Linked DNA regions of Homo sapiens: region 1 is linked to region 2. Evidence: chromatin loops called from intact Hi-C (ENCODE). Cell type or tissue: stomach. All regions are shown on one strand. Each heading gives the region's core, and the rest is flanking DNA. Links, peaks and the distances in the headings are about the cores only. Region 1 overlaps CHST15 (carbohydrate sulfotransferase 15). Region 2 overlaps CHST15 (carbohydrate sulfotransferase 15).

What was found. A loop is a pair of places that touch in the nucleus more often than their neighbours do. Peaks named below come from ENCODE experiments on the same cell type or tissue, not always from the same donor. Only the 100,000 strongest peaks of a DNase experiment are listed, where the experiment ranks them.
Region 1: a loop joins it to region 2, with 2.1 times the contacts of the local background. A loop is called at or near these places in 33 of 110 quality-filtered maps.

What each region holds. Positions count from the first base shown.
Region 1 is chr10:124,003,507-124,018,869 of GRCh38, forward strand. CHST15 (carbohydrate sulfotransferase 15) reads right to left here. Exons shown (of 8, transcript NM_001270764.2): 7 at 8,827-8,974; 8 at 4,162-6,833. The coding sequence ends at 6,643. Among named protein-coding and RNA genes, the nearest start is that of CHST15, 82 kb to the right of the region's middle. RefSeq lists enhancers at 267-834, 835-1,400, 2,067-2,568. In stomach, for the core only: no CTCF peak of the experiment used is centred there; DNase peaks (open chromatin) are centred at 5,934 and 7,335; H3K27ac peaks cover 4,019 bases.
Region 2 is chr10:124,077,273-124,092,635 of GRCh38, forward strand. All of the region lies in intron 1 of CHST15 (carbohydrate sulfotransferase 15), which reads right to left. Among named protein-coding and RNA genes, the nearest start is that of CHST15, 8.6 kb to the right of the region's middle. In stomach, for the core only: no CTCF peak of the experiment used is centred there; no DNase peak of the experiment used is centred there; H3K27ac peaks cover 4,598 bases.

The DNA of each region.
Region 1 (15,363 bases), core at 4,110-12,109, 74 kb before region 2:
GGCTGGTGCTGAGGGTATATAATGCAGCACTATGGTTAAAAGCACTGACTCGGAATGTCTGAGCTGCATTCTGCTCTCTTTCTGGGGATCTGAGCTGTGTGACCTCAGGCACGCATGCAGCCTCTCTGATCCTCAGTCTATATTTGTAAACTCTGAGACCCACTCATGAGCAAGACAGACCTGTGGGTGCAGAAAGGGCCTGTGGTGTACCCAAGGTTAAGAGATGGCTCTCCCAGGCTCTCTGCTGCGGAACTGGGCTTTGAATCCAGCTCACCTGGCTCCACTCAGGGCTCACCCTCTTCCCACACTGTCCTTGTCGGTGGCAGAGTTTGGTAGATGTAAATCATAGTCCCTTATGGTGGGAAAACAGTCGAAGGGGGATGGCTCATGACCTGGGGGAGATGGGCCAGGGTGCAGGGAGAGGCAGCTGGGATTTCCCCACCCTGATTCCCTGGCCCCCACCTTTCTCTGCCGTACCAGGAAGAGAATTCCTCAGGGGGCGTTGGGCCTCCGACCCTGGGCAAGTCACAAGGCTCAGGGAGGCCGAGGTTTCAGCCTCAGCTGAGACTTGCCCGCTTCTAGATCTGACCAGGACCTGACTTTAAAGGGGCCTTTCAAAGCATGCAGAGCTGAGGGTACACCCCAGAAAGCCCCCAGGATCCCCACTGGCCCTCAGGCCTGCCAAGGACCCTGCATGAACCCGGCCTCCTCATGCTGCTGGCAGCTCTCCACTGTGGGAGAGGAGGCCTTTCACAGTCTCTGTGTCCCAGACACAGTGCCCAGCACCTATAGGGCAGTCAGCAGAGGCTGCCCAGGAGGGAGTAGACCAAGTCTCCTCCTTGCTTTGCCACAGGTTCAACAAGGAAGAACCCAGGTGCAAGCCTGAGCTGGGTCCTGGGTGCCCCATGGTAGGAGGACGCAGCCACTTGCAGGTGGCAATTTAGAGAGCCCTGTTGCTCCTCCCCAGAGTCTCTCGCAGGCCTGCTGCATTGCCTGAGAATCCCCACCTTCTGCCTTCGTACTCAGCCCTTACAGTCCAAGGTCAGCAACCTGTGCAGCCTGAGGCTCCCAGGATGGCCCACAGTGCTCAGCCTCCTGCCCTGGACCCGAGTAGGAGCAGGTTTGTAGAGGATACTGGGGATGAGCCAGGGGGCTGGGGACAGGGTTGGTGAGGACAGAGATGGTGGGGGTGAGTCCAGCCTGTAGCCATCAGTGAGACCAGACACCAGCCTTCCAAAGCCCAAAGCCACGAGGCTGGGGGCCACGGAGGTCACCAACCCCTGAATAGGGACTGGAAAATGTTCTATTTCTCCAACTTTCATAAGCTGCTGCCTTTGAAGTCAACAACAGCTGAACTTCAAAGCAACTCAAAACTACCTAGGTGGCTGATGTGTGTAGTTTACACACATCCTGGAAAACTCACAAAGTAACTTCACAAGAATTTTTTAAAAAGTAAAAAGGTAAATAACTAGTAAGCACTCAAAAATTACTTCTACCAAGAGCTGGAGAAATTGTCCTGTCTCCATTGTGGGGGACAAGGCTGACTCTTGGAAACCAGGTGACCTTCCACGGGAAAAACACTGTGATGTGAATTGAGGAGGAGGTGGGTCTGTGGCCTGACCCCTCGTGTCACCCTGTCCCACCTACTCCACTACCCCAGTCACAGGGCCTTGCCTGGACGGGAAGGTGCGCTGTCCCAAAATAGACGCATCCAGAAGCTCGGCCTTCTGCTGAGGGCAGCCCCCTCCCCACTCAGACCTGCCTGAGCTGTACAGTAGAGCACAGGGAACCAGCCACGGGGTACCTCCTCCATCCCACGCTTGGCTGACTGGCCAGCTCTCCACACCACCCTCCTGTGCTTGGCCGAATACGGGCCTTTGAAGATGTCCATGTCATAATCCCTAGAGCCTACAAATATGCTCCCTTCTATGGCAAAAGAGGCTTTGCAGATGTGATCCAGATATGGGGAGATGATCCCGGATTATCTGGTGGGCCCGGTGTCATCGAGAGGGTCCTTACGACACCAGGAGCATGAGGGTCAGAGAAGGCCATGTGATCTCTGAAGCAGAGGGAGAGAGTTAGACTTGAAGATGCCATGCTTTTGACAACAGAGGAAAGAACCAGGAGCCATGAGAGCAGGCAGCCTCTCAAAGCTGGAAAAGGTAGGAAAACACTCCCTTTGAGCCCCTGGAAGGAACCAGTCCTGCTCATCACTTGAATTTAGCCCAGTGAGACCAACTTCAGACTTCTGGCCTCCAGCACTGTAAGATCATAAACTTCTGTTGCTTTGAGCCACTAAGTTTGGGGTGATTTATAGTAGCTGCTGTAGTTTGGATGTGTGTACCCCAAACCTCATGTTGAAATCTGATCCCCAGTGTTGGGGTCATGGGGGCAGAGCTCGCAAGAATAGCTTGGTGCCATCCTGGGGGTAGTGAGTTGTTGCTCTATTTGTTCCCGCAAAAGCAGGTTGTTAAAAAGAGCCTGGCACCTCCCTCCCCCGGCCCTGCCCTCCCCTGTGACCTCTGCGCAGCCCGCCCTCTTCACCTTCCGCCAGGCGTGAAGCAGCCTGAGGCTTTCACCCAATGCTCAATCCTTAGCCAGCAGAATCGTGAGCCAAACAAGCCTTTTTTCCTTTATACATTTCCAGCCTCAGGTACTCCTTTATAGCAACATAAATTCACAAAGCTCCCAGGCCGACAGCTGTTCCGGCCGATGCAGCTTCTGCCCCACGGGACCTATTCTGTCTCTGCTGCTCTGCAGGGAACCTTGCCCGGTGAAGTACTGGGAAAACCCGATTCATCAGAGTGATGTTTTCCTATCAGTCCCCATGGGATCCACCTCACCATAGGCAGCACAGCTGCCTGGAGGGTGAGATTTCTGGAGTAACAGGAAAATAGTCACCCACATAATCCCTGTCTCCACACTCAGGGATCCTTGGAGTTCCTCCACCTGGAGCACAGCCTTTGCTTCAGTTCCCAAATAGGGTCATTTTGTGGGGAAGAGGCATACTCCTCATCAGGATCCTTCCCGAGGGCTGGTTTCTCGGTGGGGAGTGGGTGGCCTCACGGGAGAGGCTTTCAGAGGAAATCTGAAATGGAGGGAGGTCATACCCTCAGCCCTCAAAGATGCACCCCAGCCGTCCTGCTCCTGACTCCCACCCGTCCTCCATTCCCTGCTGGGTAAAGCCATTCCTGACCCTCGCAGGAAAAGATGGGGTCTTCCCTATTTCCAGCCTGGACACACCTGCCCCCTACCTCAACACACCACTGTGGGAGGTGGTGCTGGGGAGAAGGCTCCCCCAGGAAGGTCTGCCCAGAACTGGGGGACCCACCATGGTCCACGCTGTGCTCAGGATGGCCCAGCTTTCAGAGCCCTAAGCCTGAGATGTCCCCTCTGTATGGGCTGAAAAGTGTGCCCCAAATTCGTATGTTGAAGTCCCAATCTCGAGTACCTCAGAATGTCACTGCATTTGCAGATAAAGTTGTTTAAAGAGATGATGAGGTTAAGATGAGGCTGTCAGAGCACGCCTTCATCCACTCCGACTGGTGTCCTTATAAGGAGAGGAAGAGGCAGCAGGGGTGTGTGTGTGTGGCCACATGAACACACAGAGAGAATCAGCCATCAGCAAGCCAAGGACAGAGACCCCCAGAGAAACCAGCCCTGCAGCACCTTGATCTCGGGTCTCTGGCCTCCAGACTGAGAAAATCAGTTTCCGTTGTTTGTGGTCTTTTGTCCTGGCTGCCCCACCTGAGTGCACACCACACCTCCTTCTGCGGGCTTGCCCTCAGCAATAAGGACATGTGCCAGAGACACCAGGGGTCTCAAACTCACAGCTGCCAGGGGCCAGGCAGGCCACCGGAATGAGGCCTGTGGTCACTTAACCTTCAAATTTGAAGGTCTGAAGACAACGCTAGGCCTGACTGTGGCTGGGCCAGACCTCCCACCCTGACTCACACCCCAACAGGACTCGCACAGGGAGTCCCTGCTAACATCTGAATCCTTTTCTCTCTGGTCTTGAGTTTTCTTCTGCCTGTTGCTCGCACAATCACACCTCGTCTCTCAGCAGCCAGCACAGCTGTAACTCCTCTTTACACAGAGCCTGCACAACTCGAGCAGGTGCGACACTAAACCACTGCGATTCACTCATGCACCAGGAAGAGCTTGGCTGCAGAGGAAGAGCACGCGCTCCACAGGCGTCACTCTTATGGGTCCATCTTTAATTATGTTAAATATTAATAAAAGTACAGCGTAACTGCGATTCACTTAACATACCTTACAGGACTAAGGGAGTACAATTTAACACGGTCACAACTTTTGAGAACAAAAAGGAACTTCAATACCATGTTGTGAGAAATGCTCCAATTTGCTTTGGTTTTGAATGGCAGGCTCGAGAACCACCGCCCAGAACGGAACCTATTCTGTCAGCAAGAGCCGGGCCTCGAATGAGAGGAAGCAGAGGCAGCCGAAGTGCCCTCTGGAGAGAAAGGCCCCTGGAGGGAAAAACCATGTCTGGATGGCATTGAGTGGCACAGAAGGGATGGGACTGCATATATAAAAAAGATCCGCATAATAAACCAAATAATATTGGAAATAATACCTTCAGTAATACTTCTGTAAGAAGCAGAATTACACCACATGTTATTCACATGCATAGGAGTGCATAAGAAAAATCCCTTGTTGTAATTATGGTTGGTGTGGAATAGTAAAATATGTACTGAAAATGACAAGTTAATTGGCAGAGAAATTAATCTATAAAAGGGTTGTGTCCAGAGCGGAGGAGCCTCATTAGCAACTGAACAGAACCCACTCAGAAGACGCACTCACCCACACGTGCGCGTACACACACACACACGCGCGCACTGTACTGCAAATAAATATACACACACACTGAAGTGATCTCTCCCTAAAGCATCCTTGTGCTCAGGCCAGATTTCCCTGCTGGCGGCTGCTCCCAGTGCCGGCTATAGAGAAGGTGGGGACTGTCCCTGCAAGTGGGAGTTCAGGACACACGCTCCTTCAGTAGCAAAAACAGCCCTGGCCATCCTGGCGCTCAGAGCCCTCTGCACACCTTCGAACGGGCTGTGTGTCCCTTCTCTGATGGCAGAAAGACAACACCAGCAGAAAGACGGCTGAACAACTGCAGATCCTCCTACCCCCGAAGCCTGGTCTGTCTCACACATACAAGTTAGAGCTGGGTAGACGGGTGCTTGCACTTTCTGGCTTTGGTGGGCGAGACCTTGGCCTGAGAACTTTGGTTCACAGGAAGCTTCCCTTGACAATACTTGAGTGCAAAGCTTCATCCAGGTCCCACCTGGGCTGTTGCCAAGGATGCTCAAGCGTTCTCTTCAATCTTCCCTGTGACTTCCAAGAAACGACAAGATCTCTAGCCCATCCATCGGTAAACCAAGCTGCCAAGTGGCCTGGAAAATTCCATGAAGAACACGGCTCTTAGAAACCTCATTCCAAATCTCAACACGCCACGTTCAGCCCAAGTTCAGCTTGTGCATTGTGTTTTGGAATTGGGACACGAGTATCTATAGTCCCTTGCTGGGTGAGGAACTTTGACCACACGCAGTGGAGAATGTGGAAATAAACTATTTCCAATGGGAAGGCAGAGAAATGGAGCCTGTAGCCGGCCAGAACTAAAAATTAAAATCCTCTGTTTCTCTGATGATCTTGTAAACCTGATGAGGGCTTGAATTACCTAGATTTTCCAAGAAGTGTTCAATTCCTTGAGGTTGCTCATTCTGGCATTAACAGCAAAAATTTCTCTTCCAATTATAAACTGAAGTTCTTGAGAAAACGTATGAAGAGGCAGCAGAGAGAGAGCCAGGACTGGTTAAATGCAGAAAGTGGTTTTGTTTTAAACGCATTCATTTTCTATGTTAAACATAAGTCCACAAGGACAGAATAGGAGGAGGTCAGAAAGATGAAGGTGCTGCCAAAAACTGACTTATTTTTTTCCTTTTGGAAACAGTGACGTTAACAGGGTTTACATCTGAAGAAACTGGAGGGCTGAGTTTGGAGTAAAGGAGAAAAAAAAAATGAAGAGCCTCCATTCTCGAAAGACTGCGGTTCTCTGTCCCAGTGAGGTTAGCGATCGCAACAAGAGTGTTTCAGAAGTGAATGTGGTATGATCACACCTGTGAAGATAGCCATTGAATACAGACAGTCTGTGCAACACGGCGAGACCCCATCTCTAGGGGGAAAAAAAGGGAACGTGAAGTGTAAGTTCCAGCCAGGCCTGTGGCATGACCTCTGGCTTGCTGACTCAGAACCCAGAGGCTCTCCAGAAGGCGGAGGCGGGCAGGGCCAGGCTGCCTTCCCTAGGTGTTCTCTCCACACCCAGTGCAGGCCAGCTGGCTGCATCCCCAAGCTCCAGGACGCTCAGAGCAGAGCTGAATTCTTGAGAAACTGGGGTCTCCAATGGCCTCGGATAGAGGAGCTCTGTGAGGGGTCCATTGCTGAGCTCTCGAACATCACGAAGGAAATTCCAAAATGGTTATAATTCATGTGTGCCTAGAGTGGCAGAGTCCTGGGGTTTTCCATACCATGAGTGAAACAGTTCCCCGCAAAGAGATTTGTAAAATCCTGATGATGACGGCATTGGCGGGCCCAGCACGTGCAGCAACAATTCAGCTCTCACGTCGTCTTCCACGCAAACGCCTCATCCGCGAGGACCTGCGCCAGCCTAGCGTTGAAGGGCCTGTAGAAATCCCGCAGAATCTTCTGTGTGATGGGCCACATGGGCCCCAGGTTCCGGTCCTCGGGACGCCGTGCATTGGATGCGGGGCTCTTGGTCATCAAAGCCTCCTGCTTCTCACTTAAGGGCCCTAGAATAAAAGAAGACGAGTCCCGTAAGGCAGGAGGCATGGCAGGAAGTAAAAGGGACTTTGCAAAAATCCCAGCTATGCTTCGTATTCAGACAGGAGTTTCCTTTAAGAGAACATATTTAGGGATTAAAATTCTTTGGCTGGATCCATTTTGGAAGCACTGAGGGAGGAAGGTGGAAACACCATCAGGAAATTGCGAAGAAATTCTGCGGCGGGTGCAGGATGCCCACCCTCGGGGGAGCCCAGCTGGCATTTAATGATGATACAGCGTCTAAGGCTGACCTCAAGGATTCCCTTCCAATTGCCCTTGGTGGGCTGCTCTCCATGGGTGTCAGCCCGTCCTTGGAGGAACGTGCGGCCTGCCGAGCACAGCCCACGGGTTTCGGTTTTCCTGCTCAGCAGCCCTCTGGAATTCCGCCATCATCGTTTCTACTTCAGGCTGCTCATGCCAAGGTCCCTGGGCCTGCACAGTTTCACCCTGTGCGTCTTGCTGTGAAGTGGCCATAGGGAGGAGGGCTGGGAGGAGGCCACTTGTGCCCAGAGCCCCCACTGGCTGAACCTCCATCTGCAGCAAGGAGATCAGGGAGAAGAGGCCTGCCGGCAAGGGCTGTCAGTCACCCCCACGCCCCGCCCTCTGGAGTGAGGCGAGGCCCTGGAACAGGCTGGCAGAGGTTGTCAGTCACCGCCACGCCCCGCCCTCTGGAGTGAGGAGAGGCCCTGGAAAAGGCCGGGAGGGGCTGTCAGTCACGCACACGCCCCGCCCTCTGGAGTGAGAGGCCCTGAAACAGAACAGCAAGGGCTGCGACCCCAACGCCCCGCCCTCTGGGCCACAGCTTCTTGGTGTAACCCATCACTGCTCAAGCCTCTTTACCGGGGGCTCTTGGGATCTGGCCAAAGTCCTTAGCCCATAGACAGAAAAAGCATGTCCCAGCATCCTAGGGCCATATGAAACACAGAATTGGCCTTACTATCCATCTTGGGGACAAAAGACAAGCTCATTAATGGGACAGAGTCAACATGTGGTCAAATCAAAGAAAGATGATTCTAAGCCTTGGAAGGGAAAGAACTCATCAAACTCCAAAAAAAGGAGAAACAAAATCAAATGATCAAAGAGGCCCAAGTCCCAGTGGCAGGCAGATATATTTTCAGAAATACTCAATTAACCAAGTTCCCGGGCAAGACCATTAGTCAGGGCTGCAGGAGGCGTTCTGGGAAGGAGGGCGGCTTGTTCGAGCCTGCTCAGCCTTTCAAGCCATCCCTCGGTGCCCCGTCCACATGGGCAGCACTCGCTCCGCCAGCACATGCCTCTGCCAGCCATCACCATAGTCAGCAGTGTGGCCTGTCACCACAAAGTGACTCTCAGGCCCCTGGGGGGGCTGGTATCCACAGGCTGAGGGCAGGCGCTCATGCCCCAGGGGCCCAGCATCCATGATCAGCAGCCAAAACTCAGCCACACGGCTCTGACTCCTGGAATTTCCAAGAATACCGGAGATGATGCAATGATCTGTCTGTTCCCTCCTCTAAGCCCCAAGTCCTCTGCTCCAGCCCCCCGGTGACATCCTGTTGGTCCTACAAAGCTCAGCTCTCAGGCCCTTTCCTTCCATGAAGCCTTCCTCATCCGTGCAGTAGCTGGGATCCCAAACCATCAGCACATACCTTACATGACAGTGCTGACCTTCCCCACGGCATCCTACCTGTCATTCAGTTAGGTGAGCTATGGCTTCCTCCTCTCCCTTCACTAGACCATAAGCTCCCAGAAGGGAAACCATCTCCTTCTCTCCAGAGAATCCCTCACCATACTGTGCACAATGACCTATGTACAGCTAGTGCTCAATAAATGGTACTTAACAGGCCTCCTGAAGGACATCCCCAGGCCTCCCAGCTCAGCCCATTCCCACCCAGCTGACCAGGTCTGCATTTGCCCCAGAGGACTCCCAGAACAAGTCCACGGAGCTCATGCTTTGGCCCGTCAGTCTAAGCACCACACTCATACCTAGGTTCAGAAACTGGAAGACCTTGTGCATGGTGTACTTGACGTTGGATGCATGATCTTCCAGGCGAAGAATGAGAAACTGTTGCTTGTCAAAAACGCTGAGCCAGTCCAGAAGGTACACAGCATAGAGCCCAACCTGGAGCCTCACCTAGGACCACAGAAGAAGGGCATTATTTCAGGAGCAGTTGCCCCAACACCATAGGGCACTTTTCCAAAGTGGTATGGCATTTCACTGTACCACAAAAGAGTTATCCTAGCAAAGTTACTTTCAGAAGCTGGATTTTAACACAAGGTGTTCTTGCTTCTTTATGGGGGGTTTTGTGCTACATGTGCAAAGAATTCCTATATTAGGGGTTGCATTTCATCCTCACAACACCCTGTGGGTAGCGCCATGCCTCCATTTCACAGGTAAGGACTGAAGTGCAGGGAAGAGGTCAAGGTTGTGGCCACCAATGGTGTACATGTTCCTCGCACAATATCCTGGCTGTTTCTCTGTTCCCAGTGTGACCTCTATGCCCAGCACACAACGGGATGTGAAAAATCAACCACAGACACCCCAAAGACAACCTACATGAGTGAAGAGCCAAATGCCTGATGCCAGAGGAACATCCTTGACTGTGAGGGTGTGTGTAATTCAGCATCTAATCATTACTGAACCAAGTACACAGGAGGATGTTTCTATTTAAGTCCTTTCTACTTTCCAGTACCCATTTCCCGGGTCTTCACCCTTCTGTTCCTTCTCTCGTGCCTTACTGCAAGCCGTGTGGTGAAGATTTAACTCTACTCAGAGAGAACTCGGGCCTTTCCCTCGGCTCCTGGGGGTGATGTCTGGGCCCCTGGATGTCCTGCCTGACAGAAGTGTCTTGGTTGGCCTGAGGGCTTTGGTCATAGGCAGGCTAACACTGAGATTGATGATGGGGCCTTGGGCCACATGGTATCAGTTCTGACTCTGGTAGGACTGGAGACTAAAGGTCAGCCACAGCATCTGCATGTGACGGAACCCTAGTAAAAGGCCTGGACCCCCAAGGCTTGGCCTGGCAATACTCCACGAGGATTGCCACATACCATGGCCAGTGGCACTAACACCGTCCATGACTCCACAGGGAGAGGAGGACTCAGAGCTCCGCATTTGGGCCCCTCCTGGAGTCTGCCCCCTGCACTTCCTCTCCCTTGGCTGATTTTAATCTTCATCCTTTCCCTGTAATAAATCATAACCAATAGTGTAATAGCCTCCAGTGTGTTCTGAGAATCCTTCTGGAAAATTACTAAACCTGAAGGTGGGTTGGAGAATATCTCTCCTGAACTTGCAACTGGTGTCAGAAGTGAGAGCAGTCTTAGGAACAGTTTCCTCTAACTCCACAGTTCACCCTAAACTCTTAGCAAAGCTTCCAGAAAAAAACAGCCTCATCCCCTTTTGCTGTGAGGCCCCCTTCTCCAGGGCTTCTCCCCTTGCCTCTTCTCCAAGTGCCCAGGGACCCTGCTCTGCCTATCTGTGTCTGCCCAGAACTTCTCATCTCCCACCTCTCCCCAGTTCACACCACTCCCTTTGTTTATGCCCCATCTACACCTGCCTGAAGCTGATACAGCCTCCTGGCTAGTCCTCCTTCCCCTGGTCTCTGCACTCTCATATGCACCCTGCCACCAGCATGGGCTTTCCAAAGCAGTGATCTGGCCACAGCCAGCCCTGCTTAAAGCCTCCATGGCTTTCTATGTGTAGAAAGTCCTGGGCCTGGCTTAAACTTCCAGCTCATCCTCTCATACATGCAGCACTTCCTGGCTCCCCAGGCTCCTCCCTGGAGTTCCCATTTTTTAGGCAGACACTCTCATGTCACATTTCCTTTCCTGCCCAACTTGACCTGGACCTTGACCTTGAGGGCAGGGACTGTGGCTTCTCCACCATTCCCTCCTTGCAAAGCCTGCACTCTGGCCCTCAACATGGTTCTCGGGTGCAACTGCTGAATACAGTGCTAATAATAAGACAATGAAAGATTGGGCAAAATATGTACAGATGCTAACTATTCTTTTCCCATTTCATTATTTTTCTAACCATGGAGGAGGATGGAGAGGAAGAAAAGCAATTAGAGTGGATAAGTTGCCTTCAAAATTCATTAGCTGTTTCCAACCCACACTGTTGCTACCTCACATGCCAGCTCAGAAAAAAGACCTCAAGCTGGGCCGAAACTAAAGAGAAAATGAGAACGTGCCGGTCTCAGAAATAAACATGTGTTGTCACCTCCAACGCAGACGAATCATGACGAGACCAACTCGCTGTTAAGTCACCCGCCTCCCGGGGCTTTTCAGTTGTCTCCCTGGCAGGCTTGTAGGCCGTCCCTCGTAGGGGAGACCAGTCTGATGAGGTTTTTCTTTTCCAGAGGACGTGCCTTTCAACAGGAGAACTTTCCAGAAGGAAAGCAGCCAGGTGTTTGTGGCAGGCTGGGGTGTTTTAGAGCAGCTGTAGTCTGTCCGAGCACCTGGCTGGGCACCTGCACCTGACAGATAGTTCTCTGAAACCTTGTTTGTGTCCATCCTCATGAGAGCCCCCTGTGCTGTCTCAGGTGGACACAGGCCTGCACCGCAGCATGGTCCTCCTCAGCAGGCAGGGCTGAGCCAGGAAGCGGAGGAAAAGAGGAAACCGCAGGGGCTGCAGGCGGCAAAGGCCTCCTGGCGCTCGGCTGCTTCTCCCGGGGCTAGCTCCCCTCCCGCTTTGTGCCTTCCCTCTGATCTATCTGCTCCAAACGCCCCTCAATTCCCACCCCAACCCCCAGCCCCCTTGCCAAGCAGGGGGAGTGTGGTCACCTGAAGTGACAGTTTCTGGTGCAGGCAGTATCACTACTGCAACCATATGCACCATGAAGACAGGACAAAGACAGCCCCCAGCAGATTTTTTTTCCCCTCACCTTTTCCCGGTATAGGACAGAGAATCAAAATAGAACAAAAATAAAAAGCGTATTTAGGGCAAGTGTCCAATGTGCTTAAAATTAGAAAACATCAGAGCTGCAAGAAGCCTTTGAAGTTAACCGTGCCAGCTGATTCACCAATAGAAACATGGAGGTGCAGGGCAGGGCGGGGGGGGCTACTCAGGGTCAGTGGCCAATACCCTTGGAGCCAGGACCTGAAGCCAGGTCACCTGTGCTTGTGGAGCTTGTCCCCCATGCAGGGCCCCAGGGAAAAGCAATCCCCACCGAGAGCCAAGGCTGAGCTGAGCACAGTCCCAGTCCCCACTTCTCCCCAGACAGGTACCAGGCCGAGCCTCTCCGTCCCCTACTAGGGATTTCAGTTGGGAGTCCCCAGCCAGCCTCCCCACTAGTCCCCATTCATTCATTTGGCAAATAAGCTGAGCTCGTGCCACCATGTGCCAGGCACCCTGCTAGGCAATGGTGATTTGCTGCTAACAGAAGTGGCCCTGGCCTCAGGGAGGCTGCAATCTCATGGAGACAGAGCTCAACTGGTAAAGAAACAGACTTCCGCGATCACCTTGTGATGCATGCAATGGAGAAAAGGAGTGGGTGGAGAGAGAAGACAGTCAGAGTAAAGCAAGCCCTGGAGCAAGTCTCCCCGACCCCAGAGGGCACGAAGGAGGGAGTGGTGACGAGCCCTGGTGGCTCTCCAACCGGACCCCACAAACACCCACCTGGAGGGCCTGAGAAACACACCATGGCCCCGTACCCAGAGTTTCTGATTCAGGAGGTCTGGGACTGGCAGAGCGTTTGCATTTCTGACAAGTTCCCAGGGGCTGTGGCTGCTGCTCATCCAGGCACCAGGCTTCTCGGGACCCTGCTCTGAGGCAGGCTCACTGGCCCCTCTGAGCACCCCTCAGGGTAGGGTGTGCTGCGGAACAGTGGCGGGGGCTGGCCAGAGGCAGAGGGGTCTGTGCTGCCCCTGCATCCGGGTGCCACAGGAAGGCGGTGAATGACTCCAGCAGGGTGTGCCGGGGCCCAGGGTGCCTTACAAAGCTGCCCTCCCAGGGCTGTGGCAGGGCTGGGATTCACATCTGGAGGGAAACCGGCTTCTCCTCCCAGAAATGAAAATTCACCTCTATAAGGAGGGTTTCTGATTGCCTGGCTCTTTCTCTGGTGTGTGAGTTCTCCAGGGACTGAAGATTAAGGGACAATCTGTTACTGCTGCACCCCTCCTGTCCACTGAGCCTGCCCCTGGGGATCTCCTCTGAGCAGAGGCACCTGCTAAGCTACTGTCTTGTCATCCTCAGCAAAACGCAAAATTGAGCATAAAAGCCCAGGCCTCCTGCCAGCAAAACCCTTTGCTTTTAGGAGCCAGCTAGGGAAGGCAAAAACTCCCTGAGTGTCAAACGCCAGCAGACCCAGGATTGAACCTTGAGCCTGCCTGATACCAGCTATGGATGGGAGAACTAACCTCTGTGAGCCTCAGTCTTCCCACCTGTAAAACAGGGATGGATTTCAGGGGATCTCTAATGAGACGATGCATTGAAAGGGCTTGGGACAGGGGCTGGCAGTAATGAACAAAGGTTAGATCCCTTTCACCTCTCACAGATGGAGTTTTAGAAACCTTTTATCACGAAGACTCAAGCATACACAACACAGGGAGGATCACGATGGTGCCCATGAACTTATGGCTCAGTTTCAGCTGTGCTCTCCAGTTCACAGTCGGAGTGCTGACCCGCAGCAGGAGGGCAGGGGCACACCCTCCCTTCTGTGTGGGAGAAACTATCCAAGGGCTTGCCCCCAGGGCGCTGGATGGGAGTCGGCACACTCTGCATGGTACAAAGTGCCCGGTAGCAAGCAGACTGTACGTGCATATTAGATATTAGCTCTTCTGCAGCAAGAAACACTATTTAAAGCTATTAAAATAAACTGTGCCTTGGGTCAGGAGTTCCCCCCTGCCCTGCCTCTCCCTGTCCATCTAAACCCAGCCCAGCTTAAGCCGCTTCCTCCTAGGAGTCCCCAGTGCAAAGCCCACACCTGCCCCACTTTTCCCAGTCCTTTTCAGGCAGCCTCCTGCAGAGAGAACTCAGTGGTCCCAGGGCCTGCAGGGGAGGGCTCTGGCACCTTCTACGACCACATTAGCCGGATACCTTGCCCCTCACTGTCCTCATCTGCTGACAGTGACAATGACTGACTCCTGTCTTCCCACCCACCTATCGGGTTTGTTTTGAGAGTCACGCAGGATCACCAAGAGGAGAAAGTTTCAAAAGGCACAATGTGGTAGAAACGCCCAGGTGGAGACACAGGCCTCATTCCAAGCACACAACTGGTCACAGCACCGTCCTGCACCTTCTCTCTTGGACCAGGGCCTGCCACGCTGTGGGTGCAGAGTAGCAACCACTGAAGATCAGATGGTTGGGGAAATGTTGAAGCCAAACACACATCTAGGGGAAGCTGGGTTAAAAGGCCTAGATTTGGGTCCTAGATCCTCTGCTTACTGGCTGTGACTCCAGAGGAAGGCTGCCTCCCTGAGCCTCAGTTTTCCCAGTAGTAAGCCCCAGGCATGGGAGGGCCTGTGTTAAGGTGTAGTGCCAGGTTGGTGCTGAGTCTACACTGGCTGAATCCATCACTTCCCATCCGTACTCTGACCAGCACACACAGCCTCCTCGGCAGGCTCCACCTGGTGGCTCTTGTCTACCAGGAGGCACTTGGGCAGAGAAGGGAGCCAGGCAAACTGGGTCACCTGGCCGGCTGGGGCCGGGAACCACCAATGCCTTCCTCCTCCTCATCCCTCCCTCAGTCAGGGTGCTGGCCTCAGACAAGCCTTGAAGGCCGTGCACCAAGCTCTTCCTTCCCTGAAAGGAGGCCCCTATCAAAGATGGGACAACACTCCTATTTGGTTCCTCTTGGATTTTCCTTGGACTTTTCCCTCAAGATTCATTCCTGGAGGGGTCCTGCACCCCCTGACCCTCAGGGGACAAAGGTGCACCCTTGCTTCCCACACTAAAGTAGGCAAATCCCCCAGCCATGCTTTAAATTCACCTGGAGACAGTCTCCTGACGATGTCACACATTTTGTTTGTAATTACAGTTGTTTAGGATTCCAATTATATCATTTAATAATGCTGGGGAATTTCCTCTCTTTGCTTTGCATTTATAAATATTGGCTGATTAAGTGAGAGCATGAGTGCCAGCCAAAGAAGTGAGCTCGGAGCCACGAATCCCTGTAAAGGGAAATTATCTCATGGTCATGCACTGGGGGAGACACAGCCAGGCCTGTCTGTTCAGATTCGCCTCTGTGCCCCCGGATCTTCAGAGATTAGGATGTACAGGGAGGGCACCTCTGCTCTGAGCATTTTATGGCCAGCTTCAGAGGAGGAGGGGACAGGGAGGCAAGAATGGCCTTTCTGCTTCTGCTGTTTTCTCAAATGCCAAGCTGTTATATTTGGGGGCAGTGTGCCTTGAACCCCATCAATAGTGATGGCAGTTCAGCATCTTAGAAAGATGCCTGGTGCAACGGATCAAGGTGAGAAGGGGTCTGGGGAGGGGCTGTCTCCCAGAGAGAGGGAAGCTGTGCAGGTGGAGGTTACAATGAAAGGGCCAGTGGCTGAATCAGGGCAATAGCAGAGGGTAGAACA
Region 2 (15,363 bases), core at 4,198-12,197:
CATTCTATACCAGGAATGAGGATAGCAAAGGCTGTTTCCATGAGCCTGTTTATCATAAGTCTGATCTCGAACAGCATCTTCTCTAATGCAGCTCTGCCTGAGGATTTAAAAATATGGGGCCCTTTAACTCATCACGCTAATGTGATTACACATTCATCCCCAGAGTCCAGACCATCCCTGAGGCACTCAAGCGGAGGCCTTGTCTGTCAAATTTACGAGCCGAGGCTTACACTCTTTCAGCCCCTTTAAATGGGAAAATCTTTACCTTAGTTGAGTGATGTGCTCTGTCCACCACCTAAAGAGAAAATTAGGCCCTCCAACCAGTGCCCTGCTCTGTTAGTTTCTGCAACTCATCCCCAAGCCTGTGCAGTTTAAACACCATTTACAAACAAGCTTAATTTTAACCTTCCTTTGTGGAGAATGCAAAATCAATTAAGTATATGCTGATAATGCCCTCGCATCTCGTTCCGGTGGCATCTCACAATTAATGCTGCCCATGAGGCCGAGCCTGAGCAGCTCGCACAGTCCTCTGGTTATTACGAGCCTCACTCGGCTCCAGAGTTGAGCACAGAGGGAGGCAGGCACAGCTCACTACATGGGGATTCTGCCTCTTTATAAAATCAGCTTGTAGATGGTTTAATTAAAATACACCAGAGCATAATTCAATTGGAATTGAGGCTCCCATCAAACCAAACTAGGCTGCAGAAATTCTACCAACCTTAAAAGCACCTACAAGGGGCAAGGTACAAATTTCATTTGGATGTTGCTTGGGTGTTTCTAGCTCTACGGGTAGAATTGTTTTCACCAATAAAACCACCTGCACTCAGAAATGGAAGGGACACGGCAGATCTCACACAAGCCTCTTGCATTGCAGGTAAAGAAACAGAGACTCAGAGAAGTCAGGACAGCCCCAGGGCACACAGCAGTCACTGTGCAGGCCTGAGCCAAGGAGGGAGCCCGGCAAGGTTAAGAACAAGCAGTCTCTGACTTCACACTGCCTATATTCCACGCCCAACTCTACCATCCAGCTGCAGGAATGTGGGCAGGGTGAACTCCTCTGAACTCAGTTCTTACATCTGTAAAATGGGGATGTTAACTGTATCTACCTCAAAGGTTGCTGAGTGTATGAAATGAAATAAAGTAGATAAAACCTAAAGCATACTAAATACTCAATGCAGCCTGGTTTCCATTATCAGAACTCCAGCTCCCCTGGTCTGTCCTATAAACCAAACTACTGTCTAAGGTTCTTTATGTCTCAGAATCTCTCAGATCTGAGGTAGAAGGTCACCTCTGTGCACCCATCAGAGACGATGCACCCATAGAGCGCCATGTGGACCCGTGGAACCTGTGAAATTCATCCTCCAGTATTTGTTGAACTTACGGAAACGAATTTTAACTGATTGTCAATTGGAAGGGATTGAAACATCCTCTAAAAGACAAACAACAATGCTAAAGCTTATGAAATTCTAAAATGCTTCTAAAATGCTGTAGATCCCTAGGTTTAATAAGAAAAATAAGGTCTGCAGCTCAGTTAATGCTATTGTACCAGTGTCAGTTTCCTGGCTTTGATCATGTCTGAGGGTTGCATAAGATGTTCTCCCTGTGGGAAGCTGAGTGAAGGGTACACAGGGAGTCTACTATTTTTGCATCTTCTTGTGAGTCTGAAATTATTTCAAAATAAAAAATTAAAATAAAAGTATGAGGCAGCATATAGGAGTGCCAAGAGATTATGGGGACTCTGAGCAAGCATTCAGCATGTCAATACAGCCACAGCTGCCTGGTGTAGGACTCATGTGACTTGGGAAGAGATGCTGAATGAACAACTGGAATGATTCTAAACCAAACTACTCAGAAAAAAAAATTTCTTTTATCTTTCCATTTATTAAAATGTAGAAAAATTTATGTTTTGTCCACCATTTAAAAATTAGTCAACAACATAAAATGGAGATGTATATTACTGTCACAACTACTGACCAATATTTATTGGGAAAACTTTGCAATGTGACAAAGGATCACTCTTAAGGATGTCTGGGGAGACCAGAAAGAGATTTAAAGTTTATGAAAATAACTGATGACACAATCCGTTGAGGCCCTACTGTGTGTCAGGTTGACCAGCTGGTGTCTTGGGTGTGGTTTCCACAAGAAAGCCTGGCATTAACACGTCATTAACAAGGACGGACTCCATGTGGTATGGAGCAGTCCAGGAGTAGACAAGGTTCAGGGTGTCCTGATGCAGGACCTGGGAGGCCAGAGTGCTGCCCCATGGAGACCACGGTTACCCAGGTTAACAGCAGGACCTGGGATGGAGAGGCAGCCTGGGGCCCACTCCCTCGCAGGTAGGGAGGTGGCTGCAACAAGAGGACAACCAACAGGAGGGCCCTCAAGAAACAGAGGTTCTTACTGACGAGGAGACAGAAACAGCTGGAGGCAGCACCAGGAGGGAGGAAGAACTTCCCCTTGAGGGGGCTCAAATCCTGAGCAAGGGCCAGGTCTCTGTCACAGCCAGGGCCGGAAAGCAATGCTTAAAGAAGAGGCCAAATCAGCAAACAGTTTTCCATGCCTCATCCCCCTCCAAAGGGTTCCCGCTCCAGGACCTAGGCTGCATGGAACTGTCACCAAATTCAAGTTAACGGCCTGTGTTCACCTTTGGGAATTCACAGTCCTATTTCGGTCTTGTTTTTATGAGTGTGGTTTCAGCTGCCCACCCCAAGACGTACCCCCTCAAGCATGTGCTTACATAAAAATAACTCTGCCTCCCCAGCCAAGCCCTTAGTGAGAGGACAGGGATGTTGGGGTTTTGCTTTGTTTTTTGCTAGCCCTGTTTTCTGAAACTCTGCAGCAGCTGCAGGCCAGCGAGCATCGGACAGGTGTTCTTCACCCAGAGACGGGACGGGGAGAAGGCAGAGCTGCAAATGTCAGTGCAGAGGATGCAGAAGAGAAGAAAATCAACCCAGGCGTCCAATAAACCAAGTCTCTTTCTCCCGAGCATAAATGAATCCCATCCCATCAACAGGTTCTCCCCTTGGGGTCCTGGCACTGACTGTTCCCTCCTTCCAAGCATCAGACAGCAGCACCCTCTGAACATTCAAGAATCAACGGAGATGTCACCTTTGTGGAAAGGCCTTTCCCGCACACCAGCTGGTCACTCCAGCACATGGCCCTTATGCCTGTCTATTCTCTGATATTTGCGACCTTGTCTGCTGCCTGTCTCTCTCCATGAGGATATGCCCTCTGTGAGCACTGGGACCCTGTGTGTCTAACTCACTGCTAGATCCCCAGCTCCTAGAACAGCATGGGGTACACAGCAGGGCCTCAATAAAGAGTTCTTTTCACTGGAGGGTGACTCTCAAGAGGATGTGCAGAGCCTGAGTCAGAAGAGTTGAAGACATTGAAGGGCCAGGCTCCCCAATGTTCTTCTTGATCAAAGCTGAAGGATTAGGGCAAGTCACTGACTTCTGCAGGCCTCCGTTTCCCCAGCTATAAACAGACGATCTGAAAGACACTCACCATCCCTGCACTATGGGTCAAAGTTTTCAATTATTCACTATACTCTTGCCTGTTTTCCTTTCACCCATCTGTCTGTCCATCGGCCCAATCATTCTTTCCCATGGACTAGGCCCTGGGGATGCCACGTTGAATAAGACACATTTCCTGTTCTGAAGGAACAGATAACCTTCCAGTGGCAGAGACACAAAGGAAGCAATTCTGCACTGACCAGCTATCTGTCAAAGGAGACTCCTGGGCCTCCAGCCTGGGCCACTGTGGGGATGAGAATGGGGTCCTTCCCCAAGAGAAAAACAGATCTAAAATTCCACCACTGCTACCAAGTGATGAACAATGTGTGTTAGTTACAATCAGGGAATCTGAACATGAAACTCAAAGACAGTCACAAAGTCTCATCACAGATTGAGGACAAATGAGGCTCATTCCTGAGACCACTGTGCTAATTATCTGTCCCTTATCTTTGCCATAGGAGAACTGGAAATTCTCATTAGAAGAATGATTACAATCACTGCTAAGTTCCCTCAGCGTTTCTTAGCTAAAGAGCTTAACGAATCCAGGTCCATGCATGCACACACATGCACGCATGCACACACATGCACGCATGCACACACACACGCGTGCACACACACACAAATGCCCAGCATCCATCCCCGGAGACTTGATGTAACAGCTGATGTAGGACCAAAGTATGTGCATTTCTTTCAATAAGCTCCGTGGGGGTTGCAAAGCGGCACCCCTGATTTATAGCCACAGAGTTTCTGCCAAGTTTACTTCTTATTACAGTTGTAAAGGTGCTTTAGAATATCAGTGATAACAATGAGATAGATATCCATAAGGATTTTAACAGAACTTTCCTAAGCACAGAGAACACTCCAGCCACAAAACACTTTTATCTACCTCATCAGAGCTAAATGGTGCCTGGAAACATAAACGCTGGAAGGACCAGCCTGAGGACACAGCCGCCCTGTGGGACCACACCCCCAGGCCATGCAAGAAACCTGGCCCAGGGAGATCTCCCGGCCTGGTCTCCACATATTTCTTTCAATGCTTTCACCCAGCGTACCCTTGAAAAAACAACTTCCTAATGTATCCTGGAGTCACAATTACAGCCCCTTGCTTATTACGGGCTTGGCCAAATCAGATAAAATTTCATTCTCTGAATTGGTTCCTAATTTAATTATTCCCCGGATAAGCAGCCGGGCCGCCCATCACCGCAGGGGAGAAAGAACTAGAAAGATGCTGGCGCCACAAGGTGCTGTTCTTATTCGGCCGCTGGTGGATGGGGAGATGTTCTGGGCCTCGGACATCAGATGGACATTGGATGGACAGACAGATGGGTGAAAGGAAAACAGGCAAGAGTACATTGGATGACTGAAAACCTTGACCCATAATCACATAAAAGAGGGCAAGCTAACCACCATCTGTTCACCCAACCCACCTTAATCTGCTGCCCCAGGCCAGTCAAGAAGGCAACCTGGGGTTTTAGTAAGAGTTTAGGGAGAACTTTTGGAGTAATTGGATTGTAACTCCAAAAACCGGTATTCAATCCTGTCTCTTTATGTGTGGCCTCTCTGGCCCTCAGCTTCCCCATCTATAAAAAGGGGCTGAACCACGTTCGCCCGAAGGCCTTTCCAGCTCTAAAATTCAGACAATTCAGTATCTCAGCCAGGATCACTGACAGGGGGATCGGGATCCCATCTAAGAACAAAGCCTTTTCTAGGGCCAGGGAAAGAGTGTTGTTTAAAAAATGAATCTTATTATTAGAAGAAAGTGAAAACGTCTCATAAAACATAACCCTAGAAACGGAAACACATGTCCACACCCAAAGAAGCTTGTACACAAACGTTTATGGCCGCCTCATTCATAAGAGCCAAAGGTGGAGACCACCCAAATGTCTATCAATGGACAAATGGATCCATGAAACTGTGGTCTATCCCTGCGATGGAATATTATTCAGCCATGAAAAGGAAGGAAGTGCTGACGCATGCCACAGCATGGATGAACCATGACAGTTACACAGAGTAAAAGAAGCCAGTCACAAAAGACCTCATTCTATGTGATTCTGCTCATACGAAAGTCCACAATAGAGGAATTGGGCTGGACAGAGACAAGAAGTAGATTTGTGGTTGCTCAAGGCTGAAGGGTACATGTAGGGGAATGGGGAGATAAAGGGGTGATAGCTAAGGTGTACAAGATGTCTTTTTGAGATTAAAAAAAGTTCTAAAATTAGCTGTGGTAGTGGTTGCACGTATCTGTCAATATACTAAAAAACATGGAATTGTATACTTTGGGTGAATTTTATGGTGTGTGCATTACATTTCAGTAAAGCTGTTAAAGAAGAATAGATTGAACAGGTTTTTCAAAAGTCTGCTTTATGATTTTTTTTAATAAATCAGTTGAGAACTTTGAAAGATACACATGCATGTCCTTCGGCACTTCTGCGGCTTCCTAAGTGATCCAGCGGGTGACTTCCAGTGAGCACGTCTTCTCACCCTTTCATCAACCAAAAAAACTGCTGACTCAAAAGGGGGCAGGCCTGCATTTTTCTATCGACTTATTTCCATTTTAAGGGCCGAAAGCAAATTTATTTTCCACCACTCAAATGGCAACTGAAGCTTCATCTTCTTTTCAATACATCATTTTTCTTCTCTGAGCCAAATTTTATACAATGCAAAAGATCCCTGGATTTTCTATTGTCGATAGGTGAGCAAATGATTTTTTCTTTTCCTTTTTTTTGCCTGGAAGATGTTTCTGAGGAGGAGCTCACAGTCACCCAGCTCCCACTCTTCTCTTCTGTACATCTCCTCATATCTAATTTCTCATAGAAACTGCTAGCAAGTGGGTATAAATAGCTTTTCAAAGTTAGGACGACACAAAATGTCAGGCTGATACTGTTCTCGTTAGTCGGAGCATGCTTTCTTCCCCCTCATTTATTCCCACTAATAACTTTCTTAGGCAAGTTCAGCGTGTCCTAAAAGCAGCTATTTCCTCTGACTTTCACTATAATGCACTTGGATCACTGACCTGATGCGGCATGGGGACTCGGCCTTTCTGGAACATATTTTCTTTATTAAAAACTGTGACGGATGATGAGAGAGGATCACGCCACCATGGGTCAGGCTGGAGATGACCACAGGCGAGGAAGTGGTAAGCCTCCGCAGTTCAACACGCCCAGAGCTCAGAGGAAGATGGTCCTTCCCAAGGCTCACGGTTTCTAAGCCCACACAATGTTTCAGAGAGGGTGCCTAGGCAGAGAGATGTCAGACACTCTGAGGCTCAGGAGGCTGCACCTTTGCAAGGCAGAGCTAGGGAAGGAAAGACGGAAGGGTCTCTGCTGCCCCAAGGAGTCCAGTCCTGAGGCATCAGTGTTCAGTGGGACGGAGGAGGAGCTGACCCTCCCAAGGGCAGGGGCCACGCGCTGGCTGGGAAGCAAGGACAAAGGAAGCCCTTGGTACCTGCCTCTCGGGGAGTCACAGCTGAGGGCCCAGGACCCTCCTGGCTGTCTTCTCATCTGCCCTTCATCCTGTGATGAGACAAGAGGGAGGTTGCCAGTTGGGGGCCCACCTGCATTCGGTCCTCCCCTGCAGGCCAGCTGACCTCCATGGCCCAACCTTCTCCGTTAGAGCCTTTGGGCCAGAAGGTGACCATTGAAGGCTGCCCAGAGAGCCTTAGGAACAAGCTCCCCCATACCAGGGGCAAATGGCCTGCCCAGCTCCTGCTGCCCATCAAGCCCCCCACTACCGAGAACAGGCCGAGGCCAGACCAGAGATGACATCCCACCCACAGTAAGGGATTAACCAATCATCCAGGTTGTCCTTCATAGAAAAATTAAAGCTAAACAGCCCCCAGGAATCCAGTGGAGGAAGACACCACACAGAGGCCTTCACAGTTCACCTCTGAACCGGACATGAGAACCTCCTGCTCCCTCCACCAGACCACAGAAAGGGCACTAAAACTCCCGAACATCTTCCTAGAGCAACTGCAACTCCAAAGTCAAGCGTCTGGTTACGTGACACAGAGGTCAGCCAGCTGCAGCCAAATCCCCACCTGGATGTCCAGGAAACCAACAACAGAGAAGCCAGGCCCCTGATGATACCCACAAGATCTCGGCCAAAACTCCTCCACCCCACCGCCCTGAGCCGCTGCAGCTACCAGGCAGAACCATCAGAAGTGTGTGGAGAGAAACACAAGCCCTCGGCCCACACTCCCCGGGGCAACCCTGCTTTCTTGTAATCCTGGCGGTTCCTTCCATGCACAAAGCAAACAGGGTTTGGTGTGTACATTTGGAAGACTCTTTACATACACAGGTTCACAAAGCAGAGAAAATTAATCCTCAGTAGACCCATAGTCTGATTTGGGGTTTGGAAATTATAGTCCCTAAAAATACATGCCAGGACATACTTTATATTTTTAATGCAAATATTTACATTCCAAACAAAGGAGCATGGAACTTGAAGCCAAGCTATTTATACCAGCTATAAGAAACACCAGCAGCCTCCACATTTCTCGCCTGAGTAGACGGCTCCGCTTATATTCCTGAAACAACAACCAAATTTCCATAACATTTTCCCCTAAGGCTCTCAAGACACAAAAAACTGTGGTCACTATGTTTTAATAGCCCCAAAACCTAATGCCAGGAAATCCAAGGTTATTCCATTAGACTCTCGACTCCTTGGGAAATTGAGTGACAAGTGTGAGCTCTCCTGTGCCACACTATCAAACTCAGTGTTCACATAAAACCTCCAGGAGAACCTAGCCTTTGGAAGAATCATTTTTAATTGACGCGTTAATGCAGCACATGGCAGTCACTGGCCACTAAGTGAGAGTCCAGCTACATGGATGTACCGTGAGCCCCAGACACCCTCCTCCTGAAGAGAGCCTCATCAGGCTGGGAGAGCAGACTGCACCCAGGAAACTGGAGCCCAGCACAGTGTGGGACAGGGTCAAGGTTGAGAAATACAACAGAGGAAAACTGCAGAAGCTCAGAGGAGGAAGGATCCACACCTGGCTGGGGAAGGGAGGTACGGGGAGCAGATAGCAAGAATGACTGGCAAACGCTTCCTGAAGGCAGTGGGGGTGGGGGGCTCGATGATGAAGTAGGCAAATGTGGGGGCTCCCCCTCTCCAGTGGCCGGGGGACCCAAGTGTAGCCAGGTCCAGGCCCGGCTGGCCAGGCGTCTCGTTGCAAACACAGAACCAGGTCTGGTAAAAGCACAGGCCCTGTGGGGGGCTGGGACCAAGAGAGAGGAGGCAGAGAAGCTTCTCCAGGCCCAGGCTAGGAGTCAACCACTACCTCAGCTCCCTGTGAATTGCGTTCAACTTAGAATGTGACCTTGAGATCCATGGATCACCATTACCTCAATCATGCTCTGCCAACAAGTAGGAAAGAGATGTTCTTGAATTTAAAGCCAGATTATTTCCTACAGCAGACAACAACACCGATTTGACACACTGTGGCCACTTCTACCAAGTACGTACCTAACAGATGCCATTGACCACCCTCCAACCGTGGGCCGGGCACGGAGCCCAGCACATCATATTCCTTGCCACAGGGCGACTGTTCTCCGCCACCCCAGATGTTTCCTTCCATGAGGAGGAAGCTCCCCTGTGTAACTTTCCTGTTGTCTATACGTGGTGGTTTCTACACCATCCCAGGAATATGGAAGGAGGGCGTGGACATGACAGCCCAGCCCTGCCTTTCCCCATGGTAAGGAGGCCCTTCGCCCTGCTGGGAGAGGCTCCTCCAGCTCCGCAGGCAATGGGGTGGGCGGGTCTGCCTGACTGCCCCTGTTCCCCACTTCCTTGCCCACTGGTTCAGCCACATTCTCCAACAACAGCTGCAGTCGGGAACAGCCATCGCATGTGGATTTCCACCTGCCTTCCTCCTCCTCCTCCTCCTCCTCCTCCTCCTCTATCTCTCCATAGGTTTAGACCTCACCCAGAAAAAAGTGATTCCATGTGGGGAGCTCCCCTGAACCCTGAATTGTACTATTTCAAATACTCAAGCCACCCAACCAGGTAGAGATCATTAACCCCATTTTACAGATGGGGAAACCGAGATGCAAGCTAAGCCACTTGTTCAGAGCCACAGTAATGGGACGAAGCAGCACTGCATGAACTTGAACCTGAGTCAGCGTGGATCCCAGGCTCAACCCACTACCTGCCCTGCCCCACCCAGTGCCTATGCGATCTAACACCTGGGCTAAAAGAGCTTCCGTGTCACGGGCGCCAAATATTTGGCTGACAAGAAACGTGAAGGTACAGGTGAACTTACCGCCATCAGCATGAGTGAGCTGCCAGGGGTTACAAAAGGGAACACAGCTGCCCAGACCACTTTCGTGGAAGGGTAAGATAATACATCTTACACCTCTCTCGACCTCTTAGACTCTGAAATGCAGGCTCTGGCCTCCTAGCAAAGGTGCCACGGGCCCAGTCCCTCGGGACAGCTACCTACAGGGACACAGAAAAGCAAAAGCAGGACAGAACCTCCCTGAGATAGATCCAGGGCCACCCTGGGAGGGATGGGATCGCCACTTCTCCTTGTATGCCCTCCCCCTTGCTGGCCACACCACTATCTTTTTGACCACAGGGAGCAAAAGGGTCCGGCAGGGGCGTATTCTGTTTCAAGAGAAAATGCTAAGCCACCGAGTTCCAGCCTATTGTCAGAAAAACATAATTGTGCCTGGCCTGTATCTAATTATTTGCCCATGTTGGGGTATTTTCCAGGCACCTGGGTGCCTGGACTGTCTGTTTCAATATTTTTACCACAAATGCAATTCTGGAAAGTGTCCAAGTTTCCATTATAATGATACCCTCTGCTTTTGAGGATCTGCCAGCCTTACTTTCTTCAGAGATCTAAGAGGCCTGGGCCACGATAAGTTCTAGAAATGTAAAATAGGCATCAGGGAGAGCCTGCCGAAGCCAGGAGCCCCCACCCCCCCGCCCTCCAGGCCCCCTCTGGGCTCTTTTAAGCTGAGAGTGGGGTGAGATGTAACATTCACAAGCGAGCTACACCAGCACAGTTCCACCTAGAGCCACGCGGTCTCCTCTCTCTGGTTAATTGCATCAAATATGGGCACAGCGGAGCTGCTCCACAGCCTGGCTGCAAGGTCAGCTGAAGGGTCTTGAAGGGTAGCTGTTTACCAGTGTTCTCCTCGCACAGATGAGGAGACAGAGTCCAGAGAGTGAAGCCACCACCCTAAGGAAACCTAGCTGGAGCCAAGGCTTGCAGGGGCTCCTGCCTATATCCTTTGAGGTAGAATATACTGGAATCAAATATGGAGACATGCACGGTTAGGAGCTCCGGGGCTGAAGAATATCACCCGAGCCAGTGTTTACTGAGCACTTACTGGATGCCAGGCACTGTGCCAAGCACTGGCAGGTATTAACTCTGAAAAGACACCCGCCCTCAAGCCAGGGGGCGAAGTCTTCCCGGAACACTCCAATCTCAAAGTCGCTACCCCGGGCTCCTGCTGCACTTTGCCAAGCCCCATAAGGTGCCTGTCAACGGCGTTACATAACTCTGACTTGCACGAGCTCCGCCTCGCCCACTGATCTGAGTGCTGTGCTCTGTGCTGAGCGCTGGCTCTCTGCCCCCATGCACCTGGCCCAGGGTTGCAGGGCAGAAACGCTGCAGGTCCTGCTGCAGACAGCCTCCTTTCCTCTCCATCCCTTTGGAAATCAGCGAAGATGAGAAACTGCTTCCCACTTGCCACCTCCCCACAACTTAACCACTTGCTGATTCACGCCGCCTCCTCCTTCTGGAGCCACAGTTGTTCTTCTCCCCTCACCCCCTTATTTCCCTCCTGCCTCTACCGTCATTCCCAATCCCTCCTCCTGCACATCCGGATGGCTGAGAGCTTGGTGTGTGTCATCTCCAACAGCTTCCCAGCCCTTTAAAGGACACAAAGGGATATACCTGTGTGACCTGTCTAGCAGAGGGCCAGCTTCAAACCTATAGGGACGCAGCACGTGATAGGTCTTGCGATGAACTGTCTTCCTCCCCAACTCCCATAGTTACAATTTAAAAAATCTATGTTGGCCCAAATGGACACAAAACCTTTCTCCTTCTTCCTGGACACTCCTAACTAGACACCTAGACTGGACACACTAATTAGATAACTGTTCCATTTATGGTCCATCTCCTGCTGTGGAGACACAGGTCTACACATAAATCATTTTGTCCCAGTGCTTTATTTGAAAGGAGAAACTATCTCAGTAAAGAAATCAGACCCTCATACTGCAGGCCAATGAAGAAATGCCTTGAGCAGTGGAAACACTCAGCCTCCCAACACTTAGCCAGCTAAGTGCAAACATGATCTCCTCATTCACAGCACTGGAACAGAGTGACCCTTTGAAGTAACTTAATCTCATACCTGAGCATCCCCTTTACAGACCAGAAGGGGAGGGAGGCTGCGTGATTCTCACCAGTGACTGAGTCACTTCCAAATCACAAGCTGCTAAAGAGAAGTCCGCTGGCTGATTGCTCAGATCAATGACACTCCCAAGTCAGCTACCACTTTTAAAAACAGTCTCTGCTTTTAGAATTTAGACGACTCTTCTTTCATACAAATATGCTCCAAATGGCATCTCTGCAATCCTGGGCCTGCTGAGGCCCTAGGAACGGGGACAGGGCCTGAACGTGTAGATGGGAAAAATGACAGCTGCCAATTACAGGGAGTGTCCACACCTCTGGGAGTTTCTAAGAGGCCTCAGCCCAGTACAGTGGAGATGAAGGAGCTGGCCAAGAGCTGGAGATCAGAGACCCCCTGACTTTCCACTTACTGGCTATGTGACCTTGGGCAAGTCACTCCCAACTTAATATCATACCTGAGCATCCCCTGTTCAGGGGGTGGGTGCCTCCCACCCACTGCTCTGAAATTCAATGTCCACACCTGAAAAGGAGACTCCTCACACTCCCCCGAGTCCACCCTCCACTCCCTGACCCCTGCTCCCAAGCCTTGCTTTGCATCACCACCCTTCTGGGCTCTTATGGCAGCTTCTGGACCATTTGTCTGTCTACACAGCCAATTCCGCTTGTCCCCATCCCATGAGGGCTGGGACCCTGTCTGTCCTAGCCCCGCCAAATCATCCCAGAGGCTCAGCTGTAGGATCTATTTGGTGAAAGGAATTATATGAAAAGGTTCATGCAGATGACTTTCTACATCATGGCAATTCATTCAACAGCTGCTGAATGAACACATGGCACACGAGTACATGAAGGAGCTCTGCCCGCCTCACCTCCAGCCTAGGGACCTGGCCGCAGGCATGATGGGCAGCCATCAGTTCTTAGTCCCTGGGCCCACAATGGGTGTGGCTCCTGTGCCCTGCTCTCTGATGCAGTGACACCCTTCCCAATAGATAAGCACCGGGCCAGATGGCAAGCTTCAGACCTCCTGGAAGGGCACTCACCCCTAACCCTCTACCATACTTCTAGAATTTGAGCCCACATTTAAATACCCAGGCTGGAGAATCCTCTCGAAAATTCACAAGACCTGTTGACACTGTTTTCCCCCCAACTGGCTGGAGCTGAGTCTAGTCTGTCCCCTGTAGATGGGCATGTGCTCACCTGTTCAGGACAGCCCTGGGGTCTCCCTCTTCTCCCCAGCCCCCTCCACTAGCAGGGGACCTTCCAGCCGAACTCGAAATGGCTTGGACTACCACAGTCCAGCACTAATCTACAGCTTCCCCTACTGCAGACTCCTGGGGCCCAGCTAGTTAACTTGGAATTTCTTGTCTGCTGTTTCTCAAGACGCCAAATAAGTAGAATCCGCTTCCCACGTTACCAACCTTTCCCCAAACACTTCTTCTTGATGCAGGAATTAATCTTCTCTCTTCCAGGCATGTGAAAAATCAAATGTTTCTGATATCTCACTTTTCCTGGCCAGGGGCAGCAGCAACCAGGGATGACAAAGGTGTGGAAGGAAACTGCAGCCCTCACAGCAGCCACGGTGACCGTGCTGGGTCCCTGGCCAGGACAGTGGCTCAGACATGGCGAGCTTTGATCATCCAAGAAAAGCAAGGCACACATGTGACCACTGTGGGCCGACCTGCCTGCCACCCCCCTGGACAATATCCTGGATGAATTACCCCTGCATGCTTCACCTACAAGCCAGCTCACTGCAATCATCCAAAGCCCAGAGGAGAGAGCCGCAAAGACAGGGTTGGACTTCTGCAGAGGGCTCCTGAGCTGGCTCTCCTCCGGAGCTGGACTTTGGAGGGAAGCCCAGACCTGCAGCTCCACCTCCAGCTCACCTATGTGCCCACAGGAAGGCCATAACAAGCCACTTTACCTCACCAGCTCTGTGTGCCCATCTAGGAGGTGGCAAGAAAGAAAATCTTCTGACAGTTTCTCAGGAACTTGGGGGAGAAAAACTTGTTTGCAAAAACCTACCTACTTAGAAGGCATTTTTATTCCTATACTACTTTGAATAAAATCATATATGATCTATGTATGTCTTTATGTATCAATCAAGAGATCCTAGTTCAACATTCAGTTTGTAAAATTAGTAAGTGCCATGTTCTGGAAGGGAGGGTTCCTGATTTTGCAAGGTTGCCGGTCCTGGGAGGAGAAGCAGGAAAGCGGGGGATGGATAATGGTCCAGGAAGGTCCAAGGAGGGTCCAGGAGAAACGCTGGGCAAATCTCTAGGCCTCAGTTTACTTCAGGGCCCCTCGGGGGTGCAGATGCCCTCCGAGGCCTTTCTGCCCCAACGCTGGGTGGCTACCCTAACCCACCGAGGCATCCCACAACACTCAGGAATTGCAGCTGATAAAGAGGGGCTGGGGGCACTGCTAGGGCGCCCAGAGGCAAGGTTAGCCCCTTTGCTCAGCCTCACTGACCGGCTTGTCACATCCCTCTGCGGGGCATCCCGGAGCCACACTTCATTCCCGAGAACTCGGTACAATTAACTTAACCAACGTGAACAAGGCGAAGGCGCCCAGCTGTCACAGCGGCTCCGCGCACGCAGGCAGACGAAGAAGGGCCCCCGCCCCCAGGAGCTGGTCCCAGCCTCCAGCCTGGCAGCCTCCTTCGAAGACTTCCCTACACTGGGCGCGGACCTCCAGCCGCCAGCAGCCGGCAACCCAGCCCCAGCCTTCCTCCTCTATACCCGCCGTCCCAGCCGCGCCGGCCGGCCCCGGGCGCAGGGCGGGCGGGAACGTGGGCACCCGGACAGCGACGGGGAGGTCAAGCAGCTGTGCCCAGGACCCGGGCGGCTCCGAAGCCTCAACACGCACACACTCGCGCGCACGCCGGCCCATCGGTTGCCTGGAGGAGTCGGGAAGGTGCTTCCACGGCTCTTCATTCATTTTCCCAAAGGCAAGGTTCCCTTCGCCCCGGCGCCTCTATCCTGCCATCCCAGGGGGCCAATTGCGCCACAGCCCGCCACCCAGCCACCCACAGCCACCGCGTCCTATCTCCCGGCACACACAACCCAACAGACTCGCATTACATCTCCACCGCCAGCGTCGCCTCCGCGCCCCGGCCGCTGCCATCCGGCTCCCCAGCTTCGCCGCCCCGCAGCCCCGGCTCCCCGCCTCTGGCCTCACCGCGCGGCTCAGAGCTGCCTCGCTCGGCTCGCCGCACCAAGGCCGGCCAGAGACGCCGCCACCGCCGGGAAGCGCCGGCAACTCCCGAGTCACGCCGCCTCCCGAGACGCGGCGGGGCGCAGGGAGGGGACAGCAGTGGGGGCGGGGCGGGGAGGAGGAAGGAGGAGGGGGCGGGGAGCAAAAGTTCACACCGCTCGGGGCTCAGCCGCTCCCCTATCTCTTCCCAGGCCCGCCCCCGCCATCCCCCTTCCCTGAACCGGGTCCCACGGGCTTAGGCGCGGGAGAGCTCTGGCCTCCCCGCCCGGAACCGCC